Regions from separate parts of the Mus musculus genome. Here region 2 is linked to region 1. The links are chromatin loops, found by intact Hi-C in ENCODE. Cell type or tissue: heart. All regions are shown on one strand. Each heading gives the region's core, and the rest is flanking DNA. Links, peaks and the distances in the headings are about the cores only.

Region 1 (11,113 bases), core at 1,040-9,039:
CAAAAGCTATGACTCTCAAAGGTATGAAAGTGCACTCAGGGACAGGTCACTGAACTGAACTGAGCCTGCAAGATGCAGCTTGCACTCAACTGAAATGGTAGTAAATCATAAAGACATCCAGTGTTGTACATGGCATCCAAGAAGCCGTGAGTGAAGACTAGCCCATCCCAAACCTCGGCTCATCGCTAGCGTGAGATCCTAACATCTGCCTCACTCACAAGAGCAGGGGAAAGATCCTCCTCCTCCTGGGCGTTGAAGCCTCTGGAAATGATGGAAAGATACTCACTACCACTTATTCCACGTTCTGCGTGGAGGCAGGGACAAAAAACATGGGTGAGTGGGTCTTTGTTTGAAAAGAAGTCACATCAGGAGGAAGCCATCATGGTGTGGTGGCCAACAGACTGTCCCGGAAGGAACATTTACAGAGCTGAGTCTCTGAGCAGTAGCAATCCCAAGGGTGAGCCCTGGAAAAGACCTGGGGTAAGACATGGAGCTATACGACCCATAAACCTACTTTTGTAAGTATCAGAGAAGTGTGAGGAATTAAGGCAGGAAGGACATATAAACCACCATGTTTGGGGAAACATGACCGGCTAGCAATAGTATATGAAAGAGCTTGCAGAAAGAGATACCAGATTATCTAAGACTGGCAAATTAAAGCTGGTAGACCAAGGCTAGCAGACCAAGCAAAGCTGGTAAAAAAACATACCTTCCTTAGCTGGAGTGGCCCTGAAGGTCCTTGTGGATATAACCTGATGAACACTGAGCCCTTGCTGGCCTTCTAAATATACTTTTAACTCTGAGTCCCTGAGCTTGCCAGAGTCTAGAGGTTTCTGTCTTCCAACAGGAAGAGATTTCCTAAGCAACTTTGTTTCTGACCCCTTTCCACACCTCAGCTTCTATCCATTCTCTGAGAACTACCCCCTACCCTGCTCCAGAGGACTCTGACTCCAGTCCATGATGACCAGGGTTACAACGCTGAACTGCTCCTGTCTCCAGGTCTTGGACTCTAGAACTGAGACTTTGAAGTATACAAAGCCAGAGCCAGTTAGCCCTTTAACCAGAGAGAGGCAGATTAAGGGACTAAAGGAAAAAGACCCATCATATCTCAAGCATATCTATCAGTAAAACTGTCTCTGACAGTCAGGAGATACACAGGGAGGGATAGTCAAGCAGTACTAACACCGTGCCACTTACATATCTTAAGGTACTGTGTGTGGCCTTAATCTGTGAGGAATAAATCAGAAAGGAATCCAAAACAGAATCAAGAAGAAATGGGTTAGATGTATCTTCTGGACTGTGTAGGGGTTCAGGATATCAGACATGACCAGTAGGAAATACCTGCCGTGAGCAGAAATCATGGAGGCTCTCCATGGCATTGACATTCTAGGCCAGGAAGGCTCCACATTCAAGTCCCTGGCCAGCATGCCCTCCATCCAGCTCACAGCATCACCCTCATTCAGCTTGAAAAGTAACTGCTAATTACTCAGAGCAAGGGAACGGATGGGTGGTAGGAATCAAACCCCCGACCTTGAGCATGCTAGGCAAACACTACACACTCAGCTACACTCACAGCCCCTATCTGGGCATTTAAAAAATGTACATTTAGACTAAAGTACAGGATAGCCAAGTATATCTTGCATAAAAATAAATCAAATTTACAGTACAAGTTGAGTGCTTCTTATCCAAAATTCTCTAGACCAGAAGGGTTTTAGATTTTAGATGTTTCTGAATTCTGGAATGTTTGCACTGATATAAAATGAGATGTCTTAGGGATGAAATTTAGGTCTATGTAAATTCATTTTGTTCATATGCATCTTTTGCACACAGCCTGAGGGCAACTTTATACAAAGTTTTTAGTGTACCTACGATCATTGTGATTGGCTATATGAAACCCATGTGGAACTTTGCATATGTGCTACTGTATTGATGCTCAAATGTATCAGATTTTTGAAGCATTCTAGATTTTGTTATTTTTAAAATTAGGGATACTCCATCAGTATTAATGTCTTTGGATCCATTATAGAAAATGTAAATATAGTTTGTATTTTAAACACATTTAAGGACTGTGGGCTATTACCTCACCTAAATGTCACCTTGTGGTTATAACGGAAACAGGCAGAGGGCCAACTTATTTAGAATCGCAATCACAACTTTAAAAAAGAGGATTTATCAGAATTATAAACATTCACAGGACACTCAAGAGAACTTGGAGTATACTAGACGTTTATCCCATTAGACATTGAAAGGAATGGACTTTCTGGCCAGACTGGCAGGATCGGCTTTCCAGGCTCTGCTGACTAGTCTTGGACAACATTTACTTAATTCCCCTGTGCTTCCATGTCTTTATCTGTAACATTAAGATAGGAGTCCACACCCATCTCACGTGTAGACAGGTTGTGCAAGGAATCCCAGAATCTACAGATGCCCTTATATGAAAGGGTGCCATTTCCATATAACCTGTATATACCTTCACATATTAAGAAACCTCCAGATTTGCAAAACACATGAAACTCAAGAAGAACGAAGACCAAAGTGTGGACACTTTGCCCCTAATTAGAATTGGGAACAAAACACCCATGGAAGGAATTACAGAGACAAAGTTTGGAGCTGAGACAAAAAGGATGGACCATCTAGAGATTGCCATATCCAGGGATCCATCCCATAGTCAGCCTCCAAACGCTGACACCATTGTATACACTAGCAAGATTTTGCTGAAAGGACCCTGATATAGCTGTCCCTTGTGAGGCTATGCCGGTGCCTGGCAAACACAGAAGTGGATGCTCACAGTCAGCTATTGGATGGATCACAGGGCTCCCAATGGAGGAGCTGGAGAAAGTACCCAAGGAGCTAAAGGGATATGCAACCCTATAAGTGGAACTACATTATGAACTAACCAGTACCCCTGAGCTCTTGACTCTAGCTGCATATGTATCAAAAGATGGCCTAGTCAGCCATCACTGGAAAGAGAGGCCCATTGGACAGGCAAACTTTATATGCCCTAGTACAGGGGAACGCCAGGGCCAAAAAGTGGGAGTGGGTGGGTAGGGGAGTGGGGGGGTGGGTATGGGGGACTTTTGGGATAGCATTGGAAATGTAAATGAAGAAAATACCTAATTAAAAAAAAGAAAAGAAACCTCCAGGACACTCACAGTGCCTAATACAATATAAACAATTAACAGTGCATTCATTATTCAGAGTCTCTGCAAACCAAGGTTAATGAAACTCCTTTTCACAGTTCTAGCAGTTAGGACTGGGCATTTAGTTCCGTTCGGATGCTCAGAGTCCCAGGTTCAGCCTCTGAGTACTGCAGAAGCAGGGTGTGGCAGCACAGAAGCTGCACTTCCTGCACTTGGAGGTGGAGGCAGGAGGATCAGAAACCTCATGCCATCCTCAACTATGTAGTCCAGCCTGGGCTACAGGAGAATCCGTTTCAAAAAGAGTTCTAAAACACAATAAAGAAAAGCATGTAAAATGTTCATTGCAATACTTGACCACAGAGTAGCTACTAACAGAGGATCCAAACCCATGTCAGAACCAGTCAGAAGCTGACCTGGGCAGTGAGTTTTAAAGCGGCTGCTGAGTCCCTTCATTAGATCACAGAACTTGAGTGTTTTCATTGTTGCTTGTCAACAGTGACTTATAAAAAAAACCATAAAGATGTGATTTATAAAACTGAAATGCAGGATCAATAATGTTTAAATAAAATAGTACACAGAGAGTCATAGGTGTGCACGCACACACATACACAAACACACACACACACACACACACACACACACAAACCCTTATGCAGACAAATGAGTCCACAGAAGGTGAGGAACATGAAGGAGATGGGCTACAGAGATAAGAATCAAAGAGTTGTTGTCTATGCTCCTCCTACATCTACTGTGGGGCCAAGGAGCCCCAGCTCCCAATGGCCCTAGCTCCCAGCAGCCCCAGCTCCCAGCAGCCTTCAGCATCATGCTATGGTCCTCAGAGTGGCTCAGTGGAGTCTCACTGGGCTAACCACCAGCATCTACTCAACTTTGTGATGAGCCTCTGTGAAGTCAGACCTGACTAGTGTGGCCTCCAAGCAAACAGGAAGAGAGGAGCAGGCAACTGTCTCCCTTATCCGTTGAGAACTTTTTGGTAGAGAGAAGACATGTCAAAAGCTGGAGTAAAATTTGCTCACTAGGAACTTGCACTGGAACTGTGTGCTCAGAAGGAAGAACATGGCCAGCAACCCCGGCCTACAGGAATGTCATTCTTAGTCCTGTGGCTGAACTCAATCTCTCCAACTTAAAGATGCACTAGTCTAAGTGTGCGCCTTCTGGTTATTACCTGGAGTTAAGTACTAAAATCCCTTGGATTTTTTTGGGGGTGTGTGGGGGGGAGGTGGGGAGCCAAGTTCCAAAGCTGCCAATCACAAAGAAATAATAAATGTTATGGAGCACTGCACATATGCATTGAATCACCATACTGTGACCCATAAGGATGTACAGTTAGTATGAATCCATTTAAAAGATAAAGGACACCCACACCCACAAGTCTGGTTAGAGAATTGCTTTATTTTCAAATCATTTGTGGTTGTATGTTTCCCTCTTGTGGTAGGAAACAGAAAAATCAGGCAAATGTGCTGTAGCCTTGGGGTGACAGAGGTGCAGTTCTCTTTCCCAGAATTGCTGTGTTGTCTAAACATAGCAGGGCCCAGTTCACCAGGCCCCTTTGTGTCTCCTTATGGTCCACAAATCATTAAGATTTTAACACAAAGCGGGAAACACTGTTACTCTGGGATAGTCTCATGCTTGCACAGGCCAGCTTTGGAGAAAGGTGGCTCCAGAGAAGGAAAACTGCCTTCCAGTGGAGAATCAGTGTGAAGTAAGGGAGCAAATACCCTTGAGGAAGTTCAAGCACATAAAGAAAATACAGGAAGTGCTTATCATAGCTGCCTGGACACACAGTAAAAAAAATCAAGAGGTACTGAGAAGGCCTGATCTCACCTTTCTAGCTCATCTGATGTGAGCCAGGGAAGAGATGGTTTGTGGGATAAACACTCTCTCAACTTCTGCATTGGCCCAGGCACTATGGGAGGCAGGAAGAAGGAACATGGAGGATGGAAAATCAAAATGGAAGAAGGAATGCTTAGGACTGAACCAAGCACTCATTTGTTCTACCCAGAAGGCTCTGGATTAGACCAGCCTGGGTCCAGCCCTGACTTTGCCCCATTCTGGTTCTATAGTCTTTCTGATCTCAATCTTTTATTTGTAAAATAGGGACAATGGTTGTGTGCTTGCAACTCAATAGCACTCAACAGGTTAAGACTCAGGAATCACCATTAATTTGACCAGCCTGGACTGCCTACTGAGTTTAAGGCCGACATGGCCTACAAAGTGAGATATTGTTTCAAAATAAAATAAACAAATTCTGAAAGGGCGGCATCTGTGGTGGTTTGAATAAAAACAGCCCCCATAGGCTTATGCTTGGATAGTGGTCCCTAGTTGGTGGAATTGTTTGGGAAGAATTAGGAGGTGTGTCCTTGTTGGAGGAGGTGTGTTACTGGGAGTGGGCTTTGAGGTTCCACTTAGCTTTCTCTGCCTAGTGCTTGTGGGTCAGGACGTTACGTAAGCTTCAGCCACTGCTCCAGCACCATGTCTTCCTGCTGGCTGCCACGCTCCATACCATGATGGTCAGACTCACTCTGTGACTGTAAGCCTTCAATAAACCCTTTCTTCTATAACTGCCTTGGTCATGGTGTCTTATCACAGCAATAGAAATAATGATGGTGATGCAGATGATACGATGAAGGAAGAAGCAAGAAGAAGGAAGAGGAGGAGTAGGGAGAGGAGGAGGAGAAAGAAGAAGAGGAGGAGGAAGAGAAGAGGAGGAGGAGGAGGCGGAGATGGAGTCGAAGATGAAGACGACAAAGAAGTTGTTGAAGACAACATCGTTGCTTGAATGACTTCTTTTGGACATCATGGATTAGTGCGCTTAGGGTCATGGACTATGCACTTTGAGGACCATCTACTTTGAGGAATTCAGTATAGTGAAAATAAGGGATCCAACTCAAATTCTTACCAGGCTTTACTTAGTACTTAAGTAGTATTGAGGGTACCAATCTGGTTCCTCACCTATTATACAGCGGCCCAACAGCTTTTTCTCTCAAGCTGCTGAGGTCATATGAACTCATGTGAAGTCCAGCACTGTGCCTAACAGTACACGTAGGCTTCCTGGCACACATAATAACAACCCATGATGTGGGTGTTCTTACTACTCCTATACTACGGATGAGGAAATTGAAGTGTTATCAAATTAGGCCAGGCACTAAATCCAATCAGTGGCTGTCATATTTATAAGGAGCAAGAGATTTGAAGACAGAGACAGACACAAGGAAGTGCGCCACATGGGGACAGAGGTAGAGAATGTGAGCTATGCTGCAGCACCAAGTGACAGGAGCTAGGAGGGAGCCAGGGTAGAGCCTTCTCTAGGGTTCCTAAGAGCATCACGGGCTGTGGCTATCCCTAGAGTGGAAGGGTGCTTGCCTGGCATACGTGAGGATCTGGGCTTGGAAGGAGCTGGTGAGGAGGGAGGAAAAGGGAAAGAAGAAGCAGCAGCAGCTTACCCTTAGGGCTGCTACTTGAAACTACAAGAGTGAATGAGTGTTGTTTGACGCAACAGTGCGTGATGCCTTTTTCTAGAAACTCTGGAGAATTGACGTAAGTTAGCGGTAATTTAAAATGGCATGTCCTATTCTGGGGTAGCTGGGCTCTCTGCACGAGGGTTGGCAGACTGAGTGAAAACATTCTGGGGTTTCCCCAGCCCGCTCCCATGTACCTTTCCTATGCCCCAGAGTGCTCGCTCCTCACCACCAAGTGTCAGCCTGGATGCTGGCTCAGGTTCTAAGGGGAAGCTTCCTGTCTTTCTCACTGCTTCCTGACTCAGTACCTGGAATGGGCTTGCTCAAAGCAAATCCCTGAATGACTGAACTACTGATGTGAGAGCATCAAATGCCCTCTGAGACTACTGGGGGAGCTGATGGACATGAGCATCTTCCTAGGGAGTCAAACGGTTTCCCCTTCTTAGAATAACCACTAAGAAACTTCCTCCCTCTCACAGACAACTCAGGCATCTGTAGAGGGTACCCTGCCTGAGAACTGGCATGTGACTGGTTTCTAGAACACATGAGACCTGCACCGTAACAACTGAAACCAGAATCTGCAGCAGGGAGGGGAGCACAGCTGGTTGGTCTGTGGGGCTCAGCTTGCTCCACTCCTGAGCAGGGCCTCAGGGATCACAGGCACAAGTGGTAAGGGGCCTTCATGGTTCCAGTGAGGTAGAAAAAGTGAACTACACAGAGGACACACCAAGGCAAACCAGAGGGAAGGGTTACAGCAGACACTGTATCCTACTAGACTTGTCAACAAATGTCAGAGAAAGTCTGGTGTGTCGGCATATACCTGGAATCCCAGCACTTGGGAGGCGGAGGCAGGAGGATTGTCATGAGTTCAAGGATTACACCTCAAGTTCCAGGCTAGCCAAGGCTATACAGTAAGACTGTCTTTAAAACAGTGTATACATATTTATTTGTTTATGTGTTTATATATACACGCATATAGGCATGTCTCAGGGAGATCTGTAGAAAAATAGCTGGACTGTGTAATTGTTTTCAGTGTGGTTCTTTTGCGTCTGTAAATTATGTATTTTACCTAATTACTCAAGTTTAATTCATTCTACAATACCAATCTGGACCATGAACCCAAGTTCAGAAGCTTGCTTTACTGAAGACATCAGGTGAGATGAAGACCTGTTTCATGTCATGTAGCCTGCTAGTTAAACAACAGCTACAGCAAACCTCTGGAGTTTCCGTGTCACTGGACAAATACTGCGACCAGCCCTACTCCGAAACAGCCTTTTGGGTTTGCTGGCCTAAGTCTCCAAAACTCTCTGTCCCCTCAGAGTCATGAAGTTAATTCCAGGACCAGGTTGAAGGTTGGCCTGTCTATGAAATAAATCCAGGGACTGTGTATGTTGGTGAGGCTGCAGAGATGGAGAAACTGCTACTCACTGTAGGTGGGGATGCACATTGGTATCACCGTCATAAATTAATATAAAGGCGCCTCAAAACACTGTGAGTAGAGCAGTGTGGCCCAAGTATCCCAGTGCTGATTATAAATGCAATGGAAGAGAGACAGCCACTATTCACCAAAGCCAAGATCCAGGTCACCTGAGTCCAGAGCAAATGAATAGGGAAACTGTCACACAGATACAAAATGGACCACTAGTCAGTCATGAAAAAAAGAAAAAGAAAAAAATGTCTTTTGTTCATGGCCACATGGATAGAACTGAGTGTTCCCAAAGCACATTACCACATAACCAGGCACTGAGGCTCCGCTAGGTAACTGTCTAAGGGACAGAAAGCTTCCAAAACTGTTCAAGAGAGGCCCTGGGAACAAGGGGACCTCTTCTTTGTTCTGGCCACTTCTTACAACTGTCCTCGAATCCTAATGGGCAGCGGCATTGTGTACGAAAGAAACCCTGACGCTCCGGGACAATCCTGCTTACATCAGGACTGCCCGGCATGCACCTTTGAGACGAGATAGCCAGGTGTCAGACCAAAGACTGCTAGACTTGTCGTCTGAACCTAGCTTCCCAGAATAGGCTCCTCTCCCACCCCGAGAGCCTGCATGAAGCCGGGGGCGGGATAAAACACCTGTGCTCTGCAACACACAGGTCGACAGTGTGCAGTGTGCTGCTAGGTGCTGGCAGATCTGCTAAGAGAAGCCAGGCTGGGAAGGAAGGTGGGAACTGCTGCGGGACCCTTGGCAGTATCCAGTGCATTTCCCACGGAACCCTGACCTACCCACTGAGGCAGCCGACAAAGCCTGAGTGTGACTTGTCCAGGCAGTCTGTCTATTCATCGTCTTAATCTCCTAAAAACTACGCTATGACATACTAACTTGAAAAATAAGTAAAAAGAAATTCAAGGGGCTAGGGCTCTAGTTCAGTTGCAGTGTTGGCCTAGTATGCAAACGCCTGGGTTTGAGCTTCACCATCTCTCCTCCCCCACAATAAGGACATTTATAACTAACCCTAAACAGAACATCCGGTAATGAACAGTGTATCCAGGAACCAAACTCTTGTGTTAGGCTGACTCTGAAGTCATACTATAATAAAATGAAATGAAAGAAATAATCTAATTTTTTTTAGTATATTTGTGTTTTGTGTGTGTGTGTGTGTTACTGTGCACACGAGTGCATGTGTGTCCCTTCCCAGAGACAACTTCAGGACTCAGCTCCCCCCACCCCCACCCTGGATCTCACCTTTCCCTGGGAGCCTCCCCTTCAACCTGGAAGTAGCTATGATAAAGATCCCCCCCTCCTCCTCAAGAAGCCCAGAGTCTGGGCTGTTGAGCTGCTCTTCAGCTCACCTGAGGCTTTATCACATGGGCTCTGCTGTTTGGGACAGGACTGAATCAGCCCAGGGAGTGGCTTGCCTGAATCAAAAGTACAGTTTCAATGACGACCATGGTAACTGGCGCTCAGGCTGCACCCCGAGTTCCTCAAGCATTCAGAAGCCTATGAACTCAACCCGTTCCCATGACACTCTTCACTAGAGATCAGAACTCACCCCTGATCACAGGAGAGGACTCTGAGCCTGAGAGATGACAGGCAGAGCTCATAACATTTCACAGGAAATTGAAACTACAGCGTGAACCCAAGTCAATTCCAACTCATTCTATGAGCTACTTCTTAGTGCAATGCAGGGTGCCACCCAGTGGCCTGTCTTCTATTTGGCATTACGTCAGAGGCAGTCCACAGGGACACTGTGAAGGACCGCTGCTTGCTTCATGTGACAGATAGTCCTGGTCTGGTGCCATCAAAGCAGCAGCAGAAGTGTGTGTATGTGGGGAGGTAGGGGGGTGTCTCTGGGTTCCCATCACATGCTAATTGTAGTAGATTAAATGGTGGTCTCTCCCACCCCCCACTCTTCACTCAGAGCCTGTGCTGGATGGTGACCTTGCTTGATAAAATGACTTTACAAGTTAAGGATCTTGAGATAAGAGCCTTCTGGATTACCGAGGTGGGCCCTAGATCTAAGGACAAGAGTCCTTCTGACAACAGAAGAGGAAAGAGGGCGTGGCATAGCAGTAAACCGCATACTTCAGGCCTAGAGCCGAATTCCCCAGCATAGAAATCCGGGGTGGGAAAGAAGACAGGCATACGAATATGGCCTTGTGAAGTCAGAAGTAGTGACTAGGCATGTGCTAGGAAGCCCTGGGCTACCCAAAGTGAGAAGGGTCACAGAAGGGTCCTCTGGCTACTAATTCTGCTGCCAACATCTTGCTTTTAGACTTCTGGCCTCCAAAAATAGATGAGAAATTTCTGTTTTTTAAGCCCTCAGCTAGTGGTCATTTGTCTCAGCAGTCACAGGAAACTAACCTACGTTACAGTTTTAGCTATCCATGAATGGGCCCGTCTCTCCAATGACCACACAGCTTTACCTGTGTTTCACCGGACACCTTGCACGGTCACTGGCACACAACGTGTCACTGTTTATCAAATGAACAGGTCCATGTGTCCCAGGAGGCTGATGACAGTATTAGATGTGTTTCTGGGTGCTTCCTATCTGGAGGACGACACTGGCCTAGGCCAGGGAACCACACCACAGATTCATCTTAAGGTATCATATGGAGCTGAGCCCTCAGATCCAGCAGCTGTATGGCTGTGCCTCACATGGACCAGGGACCACTGCCTGAACAGGCAAATCTAAGACACACTATAGGGCTGGAGATAGGATGAGATACCCATGCAGTGGGTGGCGGCAGACACAAACGACCCTCTCCTCGTCCCCCTTTCCTCTCTGTCTTCCAATGGTCTCAGTATTTAAAATCATTGTGAAACCCTTAGAATTATCAGAACGCTCTGTTTAGTAGATCGTCGGGCACTACAGTGCTTCACAAAGGCTGGTGCATCCTCACACTAACGCATAAGCCACTCATCGCTTCTCTCTATTAGATCTTCCGTGGGAAAGCTGGCAAGGCTGAGCTGTGTGCTAAGCACTTTTCTCATGGGGTGAATCACAAAGAGCCGGAGCAGAATATGTGGCCCCACCTACGGAAGATGCTCAACCTTCG
Region 2 (11,113 bases), core at 1,412-9,411, 61 kb before region 1:
GACTCCAGAAAATCAAATAACCCCATTAAAAAATGGGGCTCAGAGCTGAACAAAGAATTCTCACCTGAGGAATACCGAATGGCAGAGAAACACCTGAAAAAATGTTCAACATCCTTAATCATCAGGGAAATGCAAATCAAAACAACACTGAGATTCCACTTCACTCCAGTCAGAATGGCTAAGATCAAAAACTCAGGTGACAGCAGATGTTGGCGAGGATGTGGAGAAAGGGGAACACTCCTCCATTGTTGGTGGGATTGCAAGCTTATACAACCACTCTGGAAATCAGTCTGGCGGTTCCTCAGAAAATTGGACATAGTACTACCGGAGGACCCCGCAATGCCTCTCCTGGGCATATATCCAGAAGATGTCCCAACCGGTAAGGAGACATAAACTTGAAATGTATTGATCTAAGGATGGCTTTGAAGTAAAGAAAGTGGATTGACAGCTGTAGTTAGAGAGGAACAAGACTCCAGTTGAGAATCCTGACTTACTTTAATATATTTCACCTGTTATTGTTTTTTAATACTTCTGCATTACATCTAAATAGCCCCTGTTTTATAGGGACACTAGTCACACTGGATCCAAATGGACTCTTTTAAAAACTTAATCATGTGTAAAAAGGATTTCATTTTCAGATTGTGAGGTACTGAGGGTTTTGAATCCAACTCAGCCTACATCCTTATCTCTGTTTTGGATTGATAACAATCCCATCCTGCTTCTGCCCAGATCCTGAGCCTGCCCATTCCTGTTCTGGGCACCCATAAAATAGTTTTGGCAGATTGATTCCTGGAAAACTACTGCTGACTCCTAGGACCCAGAACTTGGTGTCACTCACCGGGGCTTCCCAAGTTCCTGCCGACAGTGGTATAGCCTTGATACACCAACACACTGACTTCATCCTCAGCATCGGCAAGCCACTCAGAATGAAAAAAAACACAGTCACCAGTAGTGAACGCTGGGCCATTAATTGATGGCTCTTCTGAGATGGTGAAGACTTAATAGCAAAATATACATAGTAATAAAGAAAAACCTGTGAAAGTGGGTGGAGCCGTGCAGAAAAGGAACCTTGGATAAAGTCACACTTCGGAGTTCCCAAGCTCATTCTGCCACCAACTCCGTGTCCCTTCTTAAGCTGTTCTTGATTTATCTTTTAACATACAGAAACCACTCCAGCTCTTACCATCTGTAATAATAAAATGGCTGACCCAGGGGGGCCAGAGGAATGGCTTGTTTTGTGGGAATGCTTGCTCTGCAAGCGCAAAAAGCTAAATTGAAAAACCCCACATTCACATAAAAAGCAGGCATAGCTGTGCATACTGGTAACCCCAGTGTTGGGGGCCAGAGGTGGGGGGATCGCAGGAGTTCATCAGCCAACCAGCATACTGGAAACAATGAGCCTATAGCTTTATGCTCTGAGCCAAGTCTTTTCTTGTCTCTGCCCTCTTCCGTCACCCTGTGATGCCCTCTGTTATGTCTTGACACATAAGGAGGGCCTTCACAGACACCAAAGTATGAGAAATGATTTTCTAATCTATATAAAAGAATAATAGCATTCTGTCTGCAATATTCTGACATACTTTCCAAACTGAGGCTCCTTAAGGGCAGAGACTGTGCCTGACTGTAGTCACTGTTGCATCCCAAGACGGCACATAAGTATCTGTAGACTCAAGCCAGGAAGGAAGGCAACATCTCAGTGGTCTTTGAGAAAGGATTGCCTGGAATAAAAGGAGGGGCAAGTTGCTGTCCAGTGAGCCAGCGTCCCAGCACACAGTAGCTATTCAGTAACTGCTCATTAATTCATCCCGCCTGTTAGGATAATTAGAATGCCTAGGTTTCCACCTGAGACCAATACTTACAATTCCACCCCCCCAGAAGAGTTGTGCAGATCTTCCCTTGGACTTTGATCCTCCTTTTGGCAGCACCCTGCACTGGCCTTCAGGGAAATGAGTAATGAGAGATTTTGCAAGCAGGAGAGGGCCTGGGCCAAAACCAAAGAGGAGGGCCAAGTCCCCTTAAGGAGAGGATCCTGAAGCGGTTGAAAGGAACTAAAGCTATACTCAGCTCTCCCTTGGGTTTGTATAAATCCTTTACTTTTTAGTCTCTAAGAAACTAAGGTCTTTGGAACCATTAGAGACTTCCAGGAAAAGAACAAATAATGGGGAGATGGTATAAATGTATGTGTGGAGTGAGTCGTGAAAGGCACTGGGGTCTGCCCACAACCAGGCTCCTATGTGCTGCTGGAACACATTAGCTAGGCATGCTAGAATCATGCGAAGGCCAGTTTGGGGCCAAACCTAAGGTCTAAGGCCCCCACCCTTCACCTCCATCTCCTGTTCCGTCTGTAAGGAACACTGTCCATACCCTAATTCACACGGCGCCAGGCTTTTGGGCTCTCATCTGCCTACACATTCTGATGCCCAATTTCTCTGTTTCTGATTGGCTCTGCATCCTAAGGCTTCTTCACAGACAGCCCTTGGGCCCCTCTGTCCACTGGATTCTGCTGGGACTCAGCCAGTGGGAGGCACTAGTGTGAAGTGGAAAATAGGGCCAGGGAGGGAGGCTGGGGTGTGGTGAGCATGTGGTAAGGAGTGTGGCTGCTAGGACTGGGTTCAGTGCAAAGGCCTGGAAAGTGTGGGGGCTGCTGGGTAGAGCTCAGTACTGATAACCTGAAAGTGAAAGCAATGGCTCCCAGAAGTACTTCTTTCCTGGTGAAGAATGACCAGGAACCATTTAGGTAGACTTGTATACAGCTTCAAGATGGCAGTCTGGTCCCTGCAATGCTTGTACCTAGGTGTGGGACCAGAACTGTTTGAGCAAAGGAAAAGCATGTCCAGCCCTTCTAATTTAGCCCACCAGGTGCACAATACCTACATTGATGCTGCTCAGAAACTGGGCATCTGAAAGATGCATGCCTGCCTGATGTGCTACCTGGCCTCCTAACTTTAGTTTATTTATTCTCTAGATGAGAGCCAGGCTTCTCTTAGTCACTTAGGAATATAGGGGTCTCACACACACAGACTGCATTTTACGGACTCCCAAGCACTGCTTGTGTGTTTGCACAATCCAAACACAGGACTGTGCAAGGCAAGGCTCTCAGACTGGCTATGACGGCTCCTTCCGTGGACGCTCCTGGGTATGCCTAAAGGAACGTGACTGGGCTGCAGGTCTTGGGGGGACCAGTGAATATGACGGGGTTCACTGAATTTCTTTGCTTGAGCACCCCTGGCAATTGCATTTGTTCTGAAAGTATCTCATGGTGTTGCCCAGGCTAAACTCACACTCATACACAAATTTCCCGCCCAGCCTCCTTGGTGTTGGGGTCACATCATGAGCCATCACACCTGGCTGTACTTTGAGGATCTCTCTGCTGCTCACATGACTTTTGCGTCTATGAGGGAATCAATGGCTCTATTCTTTCTAAATATCTTAATGACCAAGGAGTTGTTTTTAGAATGTTCCTTGGCATATGTATTTCTGGAAACCTAATCCTTACCTTAGCCCATGATTCCAAGAGAATTTTTAACAATGAAGAAAAGAAGAGGCTACATTCTTGGCTTCCCTGGAGGTCAAGATTTCAGAGAAATTAACTGCAGAGACGGGAATGTGTTCATGCTCTAGCTATGAGTTTTGTTCTCAACTCACTAGCTGTATGTCCTTGACCCAGGCATTGTCTCTAAACCTCACTTTCCTAATCTGTAAAATGGGGCTATTGCACTCATCGTATATTAGGGATCTAATGAGAATGGACGTGGAGTATATGTGAGGCCTCAATGTTGAACACAGTGTAAATGCCCAAAAGAAGCCTTTTTTAGAGCCATGGAAAAATATCACTTTTCCTAGGCATATTTTAACTCCAGTGCTTGTTTCAGGAGAGAAGATGGAGAGAGAGAGAGAGAGAGAGAGAGAGAGAGAGAGAGAGAGAGAGAGAGAGAGAGAACACAAACAATCTGGCTTGGAAGGGAACTTACTCTTTGAAGCTGACAAGTGTAATTTGTCTTGAGACTGCCAAGCGCTAGGGTTGAGCCTTCGTGTGGGAAAGAAGAGACAAGCAAGATTAATCTGGGGCCTTCATTACTTACTCCATCTGGCCTGGTTTGGCACAGCCCCTTCCCTCTATAGGCAGATTATTCCTTCAAAAGCCTCAGCAGAGGGCTCTCTAATGGGTTCTGACATGGCAGGAATGGGGTTCACACAGCTCTGAGATAAGGGCCCAAGACGAGGCCAAAATGCTTCCAGCACGACAGCCCAGATGCTCTGCCACAGAAGGCAGAAATGCACTGAAAAGGAGCCAAGGCCTCTGGGACGGGTGAAACCAGGATCCCAGAAGCACCTGGTCTCCACCCTGGGGAACAGCCGGAGCCGCCTTGTGGGCCGGGCTGGTGACATGGCTTACCTGACTGGGATGTGGTCCAATGACCACAGGCACTTGGTAATCTGGTTTTACAGTCACACTGGGGATAAAAGAAGTGGCTAGGAAGAAGGTTGGTTTTAAAATTTTTCTAGCAAAAACTTTGTGGATTTTTCCTCACACCCTCATCCTTATGCGTGTGGTAGTGGTGTGGGGAGGGGGGGGAGTACTTACGTAATCACATATCTGCAAAGCAGGCAGTGTTAATATTGGGGAGTGGGGGTGGAACAAGGAGCTTGCCCAAGGTCACATCTTAGGTGACTGATCCAAGACCACATGTGAGGGTAATTGGTTCAGTCTATACTCACTGTAGCAACTTCCACATCTCAGGCAGAAATTAGAAATTACGAGTAGGGAGAATCTTCCACGGCCCCCAGAGGTAGCAACTCCATGATCTGACCCTTGTCTTCTGAGACAAGCTGGGGCCAGAGGTAGGGGGTGGGGGCACTTTTGAGCTACCCTCAGATAGATGGAGTCCTCAAACCACACAGAAAAGCAGATGAATCAATCAGGACTTTGCTTGTGTTGGAGTTGGACACGTCTGTCTCTGGAACAAAGGCTCTGCTCTTTTGAACACACACACAGTTCTGTTCTGAGAGCCTTCACTGGTGTTCCAGGGCTGCAAAGGGCAAAGTCCAGCTCCAACCGGATAGCTCCCAGGGCTGGAGTCTTGTTTAAGAGCCTGGGCAAACCAGAGGCTATACAACACTGCCATCTCCTGGGAGCAAGGGCCACTCTGGTATGCAGACAGAAATCAGCAGAAAGCCCAGGACTAGATGAGTGAGGCAAGAGGCTGCTCTCTTCTTTTTATGGAGATTTCTGTGGTGACACTGTGATCAGCACTGCCTGTGTTTATCCACGGGCTAGCAAATCTCATGGAAACCAAAAACGTCCAAGTCAGATATTCATTCTTTTTGTTTTCAACTGACAAATATCAACAGAACCCCTGTTTCCTATGATGCGCTGTTACATGCTAAACGCATTGCAGCATGGCTGAGGTGAAGCTAAGTTAAGTAGTTGTCAGCAGGCACAGTGAGTCGTCATCTGTGTAATTCTAGCAGTCAGGGAGAGATCATGGCCAACCTAAGGTAGGTTCTAGGGCAGCTTGAGACCCCGTTTCACCTACCGCTTCCTGGATAAATGACTTCTAAGTTCCTGAAGCTCATAGCTGAGTGGAGAAGATGGACTATAAACAAGAAACAGTCTCACTGTGGAGGGCTTTGTTCATCTTGATTGTGGTGGGCTCATGGGGAAAAGCTCAAGTAGGAATCACCATGGGGGAGGGGAGACCCTGCACAGTCAGACAGCTTGGGAAGCCTTCAGTAAGAACATGACCTATATCCAGACACTTAGTCACACGGTCACAGGGTGAGTGGAAGATCGGATAGTGTGAAGGCTCTGACACGGGGATCCTGGCTCAGCACAAGAACTGGAGAAGATTTGTACGGTTGATCATTGAAAAAACAGGAAAAGAGATAAGATAATACGGAGTTCACAGAGGGCCTTGCCCTACCATGATTAAGTCTTTTTTAAAAACATGTAACAAAAACTCATCACAAAATAGTTTTAGCTCAAAAAATAATGCACTGATTTCTATAACTCTAAATTCTGGTGTTCAAACTTCAAGCAAGGCTAGATCCAGGAGCTTAGATAGTGCCACTAAGACTTTCTTTTTCTACTAATTAATTGTCTCCATTTGTTTCTGTATTTCTTTTTCTGTTTAGTATGTAAATGCACGTGCATGTGTGAATAGATGCCATCAGAGGTCAGAAGGTATCTGATCTCTGGCATCCCCTGATTCTGGAGTTGCAGGTGGTTTTGAGCTGCCCTGTGTTGTGCTGGGAAGAGAACTCAGTTCCTCTGCAAGAGCAGCAAGCAATCTTAACTGCTGAGCCATCTCTCCAACACTGTCTCTCTGTTTCTTAGTTAGACTTATTCTCTCTTTCATTAACAGATTCTGTTGGTCTGGTAAGAAAACTGTCACTGATATTTGCCAGGCCTCTATCTTTACAATCTAAGTATGATCCAAAAGGAAAAGAGATTTATCCTGCTATCTCAAAATGGGAGGATAAAAATGAAGGACAAAGTATGGCACTCTTTGGTTCATGTACATACCTGATGAGCCAATGTGTGTGGTGGGTCATCAAAAGGGACGAGGTCTAACCTGAGCCATGCTCCACCCCTCTGACTTGTGTATGATTGAGAGTAAAGGCAGGAAAACGTGGGTGCTGTGGCTGACGATAGTCTTGGGATCATAAGACTTGGGGAGGAGTCTCCACCAAGACAAAGCAGGCGGACCGCAGAAGAGAAACTGGTAAAGATGGGCTATACTTGTCGCCTGACAAAACAACAGTGACAGAGTTCTGTGAAGGGTTATTATACAAGAAGAAAACAAAGATTGAAAAAAAAAAAAAAAAAAGACCACACAGGTGTGACCTTGTACATCTTTAAACACAACTTTTGCTAGGCAGAGGCAGACAGATTGTGTCAAGGTTAGGCCAACATGATCTTACACGGTGAATTCCAGGCCACCCAGGACTACAAATTCATAGTGACCCTCTGTCTCAACACAGACAAACAAAGACCGTACTGGCTATTACAAGACTGGAATGGAGGGAGCATGGAAGCAGAGAGAACTTCAGATTCTAGTTCAAATCAACCATCTCCTTCCTACCTAGGGATTACACAGAAACACCCAAAAAACTACAGTAACTGCACTTTCTGAGTATACACGGACCTTGGGCTTAGTCCCCAGCGCCACACACATACAGAAGACCAGAGTAAAGCCATTTTGAGCACAATAGAACTTGCAGGAAAGTATGAGATGTCTTCATGGACCAAAGACAAGGAGGAAACAGAAAGAAGATGAGAGTTAAGTGTGTGGCTGATGCTGCAGTTAGCTCCTTGGCAAAGTCTTCCAGCCTCAGATGGCCATGATGCTCAAATGGTTAACAGTCATGTGGGAGAGGGAGACAAGGTCCAAAATGTATCTGAGGATTTTCCTCCTATTACTTGACATCCACACACAACAGGGCACTTCAGCAGTACTGAAATAAGGAATAAAACACTGAATGAATATGTTCAGAAACACTGAATTATCTAAATAAAAGAATACATCCTTTGCCAATTAAAGGTCATAGGTTACAAGTGTTTGCCCTGGCCTGGACTTTGGCAGAAAATGTCTTTATAAACATGGGTTTGTCTCTAGGGGTACATTGAGATGGCCAGTGAACTAAAGGCTTCCATTGCTCACTGCAGACAGAGCAGCCTCTAACTATTGCACACAATTTTTATACTGTTATTTGCTATGATGATATATTATTTAGTTTTTATTACTTTTTTTTAACAGCCCAGTCCTTACTCCCTTCCTGGTCTGCTCTCCCACAGTTCCTCATCCCATTCCTCCTTCCCCCTTTCTCCAAGAGGATGTCCCCACCTCCAACCCCACCACCCTGACAGGCCTCCCCACTCCCCGGTGCTTCAAGTCTCTCAAGGGTTATGTGCATCTACTCTCACTGAGGCCAGACCTGGCAGTCCTCTGCTGTATTCATGTTGGGGGACTCAGATCAGCTAGTGTGTACAGCCTGGTTGGTGGCTTAGTGTCTGAGAGATCCCAGGGGTCCAGGTTGAGACTGCTGGTCTTCCCAAGAAGACCCAGAATTAAACCCATACACCTATGGTCACCTGATCTTTGACAAAGAAGCACTCAGTTTTGAAATGCAGGCTCCACCACCATAGATAGGAATTCCATTTGGACTCCAACAAACCTGCTTCCTCTTGGGGGAGCCCAAAGTCTAGAGCCCTAGCTTTATTAAAATAAGAGCTGTACAGCCACAGAAGTCAGATGTTTAAACCTTGATTATATGAAATGTCCATCAGAGACAAACCCGTAGTAGGGATGGAAGTAGCTTTGTGAACCCCAGGAGCCCTGCCCTGCTAAGAGCGGAGAGTGACGGCTAAGAGACGCCATGTTTGTTGTGACAGTGAAGAAAGTGATCCTGAACTGGGTAAGAGTGGACGCGTGCCCACCACTTGTGACTATAATAAACTCTACATTTTAAAGGGCTGACTTTTCTTGATATATGATTGTATCTCTGTTTTTGAAAAGGAGCTCTAGATTCGACTGCCTGCCTGCCAGTCAGACCCACAAGTCACACAGCCTCTCCGAACCTCAGTTTCCTTTTAAGGAAAATAAGGATAGAAGGCTGAAAAGTTCTCTTATGGAGCATGAGCAAACTCATGTAGCATGATACTTCTACCTGTGTGGTTTTAACATGCAGAGTTACAAGGTCGTTCCCCAAGCAGGCCGTGACAAGAATAAGACCCACTTTGGGCTGGCTCAGCAGTTCAGAGTACTTGCTGCTCTTGCAGAGGACCTGGATCCTGTTCCCATCATCCCTGTGACAGCTCAATTCTAACGGACCCAGTGCCCTCTTCTGGCCTAGGTGCACACCAGGCACACATGCAATACAGGTAGACATGCATGCCTGTGAAATAAAAACAAGTCTTTAAGAATAAGACCCACTTGAAACACAGGGGACACATGTTCATATGCTTAGGATTGGTCACATCAGACACATTATATAACTGACAGAAAAAAAATTAACCACATTAATCAGGACTTGTCCCAGTCTGTGACTCAAGCTCTATGTGCCAATGGCAAGCAAGCCAGGACTTAGCTAAACTATCTGGAACATTTTGTTCACAAGTTAAGTTTTACAAGAGAAAAATACCTCAGCATGAAGTGGGGAAAAAAGGCTTTATGACCTAATAGCAATGTGAAGTATATCATTTCCAGCCATATTTAATCTGTTTTCCTCTACATCCCTAGAATGACTCCTGGCATTGGAACTAATTATTACAGCACAAAGGTGTGGGTAAATTAAATATGAGTGAAGAAAGTGATGGTGAAACCTGGAAGAAGAGGAAATAGGTTAGGAGGTCAGAAAAGTGTTTCAGTCCCCTGTTCATTTATGCTTCAAATGATGACTGAGAAATCTGAGAATTAGCTTAGAGTAGGAACAAGATCGGCTGGGGAGGTAGCTCAGTTGGTAGAGCGCTAACTACATAGAAAGCCCTGAGTGTCAGCCCCATGTTAAACTAGGTGGGGCAGTGCCCACCTGCAATGCCAGCACCTGGGATTCAAAGTCATCATCCCAGGCCAGCCTGGGCTACATGAGACCCATATTCATGAGCAGGGCATAGTCACCTATGCTCAGTATAACCTTGAGCAGGTTGCCTAAGCTTTTGTGCCTCTGCCTTTTCATTTGAAATGAGAGTAAGGATCATGGCAGCTTCACTGCCATGAGCTTTCAACGAGAGCCAGTCAGTTCCCAATTTACAAAAAGCTGGGTGTGAGGGTTTGTGCCTAGTTTTACTGTATCTTGTTATGCCCAATATACCTGGAGGTCTGCTATTTTCTGAAGGGAAATAGGGGGAAGAGTGGATCTGGGGGAGAGGGGAGGTAAAGGGTGGGTGGGAGGACTGGATGGAGGGGAAACTGAGGTTATATAATGGATGAGAGAAGGATAATTTAAGGGAAAAGAAATCACTCCTGATATCTAATGGAATGGGGGCCAGAGCCAGGGTCTAAGGTAAAGAAATGTCCATATGTCTTGCCCATCTGACTCTGCAGACTATACTTCTACGGAGCCCTTCCTGGGAATGGGGAGCCTGGAAGATATAATTCAGGACACATTTCTTCTTTAGAGATTATCTCTGAGGAAGGGTTTGGGCAGGGGCCATTCAGAGGACCTGTTTCATTCTCAGACAGCGAAACAAATGAAGCACATTTGTTCTTGTCTTAACCACAACACCTGGGAGTCTGGTCTTCCTGAGGAGAGCAGAGATCGCGGGTCACAGGCTGTAGGCTAGCTGGAGAAGTGTCTGCCAGAGTCAGCTGCTCCTCTTTATTCCAGTTCTCTGTGAGCAGGAAATGAGATGCCAGTTTATGGGACCGGTTCTGGCTATGGTCTCTCCAGGAGAAGCCAGTTTGCTTTAGAAGCAACATGGGTGGAAGAGCCCAAGACTCTAACCCTTCAGAGGCCATGTCTGTGTCCACCCCAAAGACATTTTGGAAACAGGCCTTCATTACTCAGAAGCTTTTCTCTCTGTGTGTATGTCTGTTCATATGTGTAAATGTGAGTGTCTACATGTCACAGCAGACATGTGGAGATGAAGCTACCTTAGGTGGCAGTGTTTAGTTTCCACTTGGCTTGAGATAGGATTTCTTCTGTTTGCCACTGGGTAAACTATCCTAGCTGACCTGTGAGCTTTTGGGGATCTTCCTGTCTCTGTCTCATTTCTGTCTTAGTTAAGGTTACAATTGTTATGATGAAACACCATGAAGTTGAGGAGGAAAGGGTTTATTTGGCTTACACTTTCACATCATATTCCATTCCTAAAGGAAGTCAGGACAGGGACCCAGTTACAGCAGGAACCTCGAGGCAGAAGCTCATGCAGAGGTCATGGAGGGGTGCTGCTTACTGGCTTGTTCGGAGTGCTTTCTGATAAAATCCAAGACCACCAACCCAGAGGTGGCACATCCAACAATGAGCTGGGTCCTCTCCCACCAATCACTAATTTTAAAGGTGCCATAAGGCTGGAACTCATGGAAGAATTTTCTCAGTTGAGGTTCCCTCCTTTCAGATGACTCTCACTTATGTCAAGTCGACTAGCTAGCACAACTGACCCCTTGCCAAC

The links. A loop is a pair of places that touch in the nucleus more often than their neighbours do. Peaks named below come from ENCODE experiments on the same cell type or tissue, not always from the same donor. Only the 100,000 strongest peaks of a DNase experiment are listed, where the experiment ranks them.
Region 2: it touches region 1 in a loop (2.7-fold over the local background); 3 of 42 quality-filtered maps call a loop at or near these places.

What each region holds. Positions count from the first base shown.
Region 1 is chr4:99,940,836-99,951,948 of GRCm38, reverse strand. The region is part of intron 1 of Pgm1 (phosphoglucomutase 1); the gene reads right to left. Among named protein-coding and RNA genes, the nearest start is that of BC062258, 17 kb to the right of the region's middle. In heart, for the core only: a CTCF peak has its summit at 4,590 (motif pointing left); no DNase peak of the experiment used is centred there.
Region 2 is chr4:100,002,529-100,013,641 of GRCm38, reverse strand. No RefSeq gene overlaps it. Among named protein-coding and RNA genes, the nearest start is that of BC062258, 78 kb to the right of the region's middle. In heart, for the core only: a CTCF peak has its summit at 5,130 (motif pointing left); DNase peaks (open chromatin) are centred at 1,941, 2,501, 4,281 and 5,081; H3K27ac peaks cover 662 bases; H3K27me3 peaks cover 341 bases.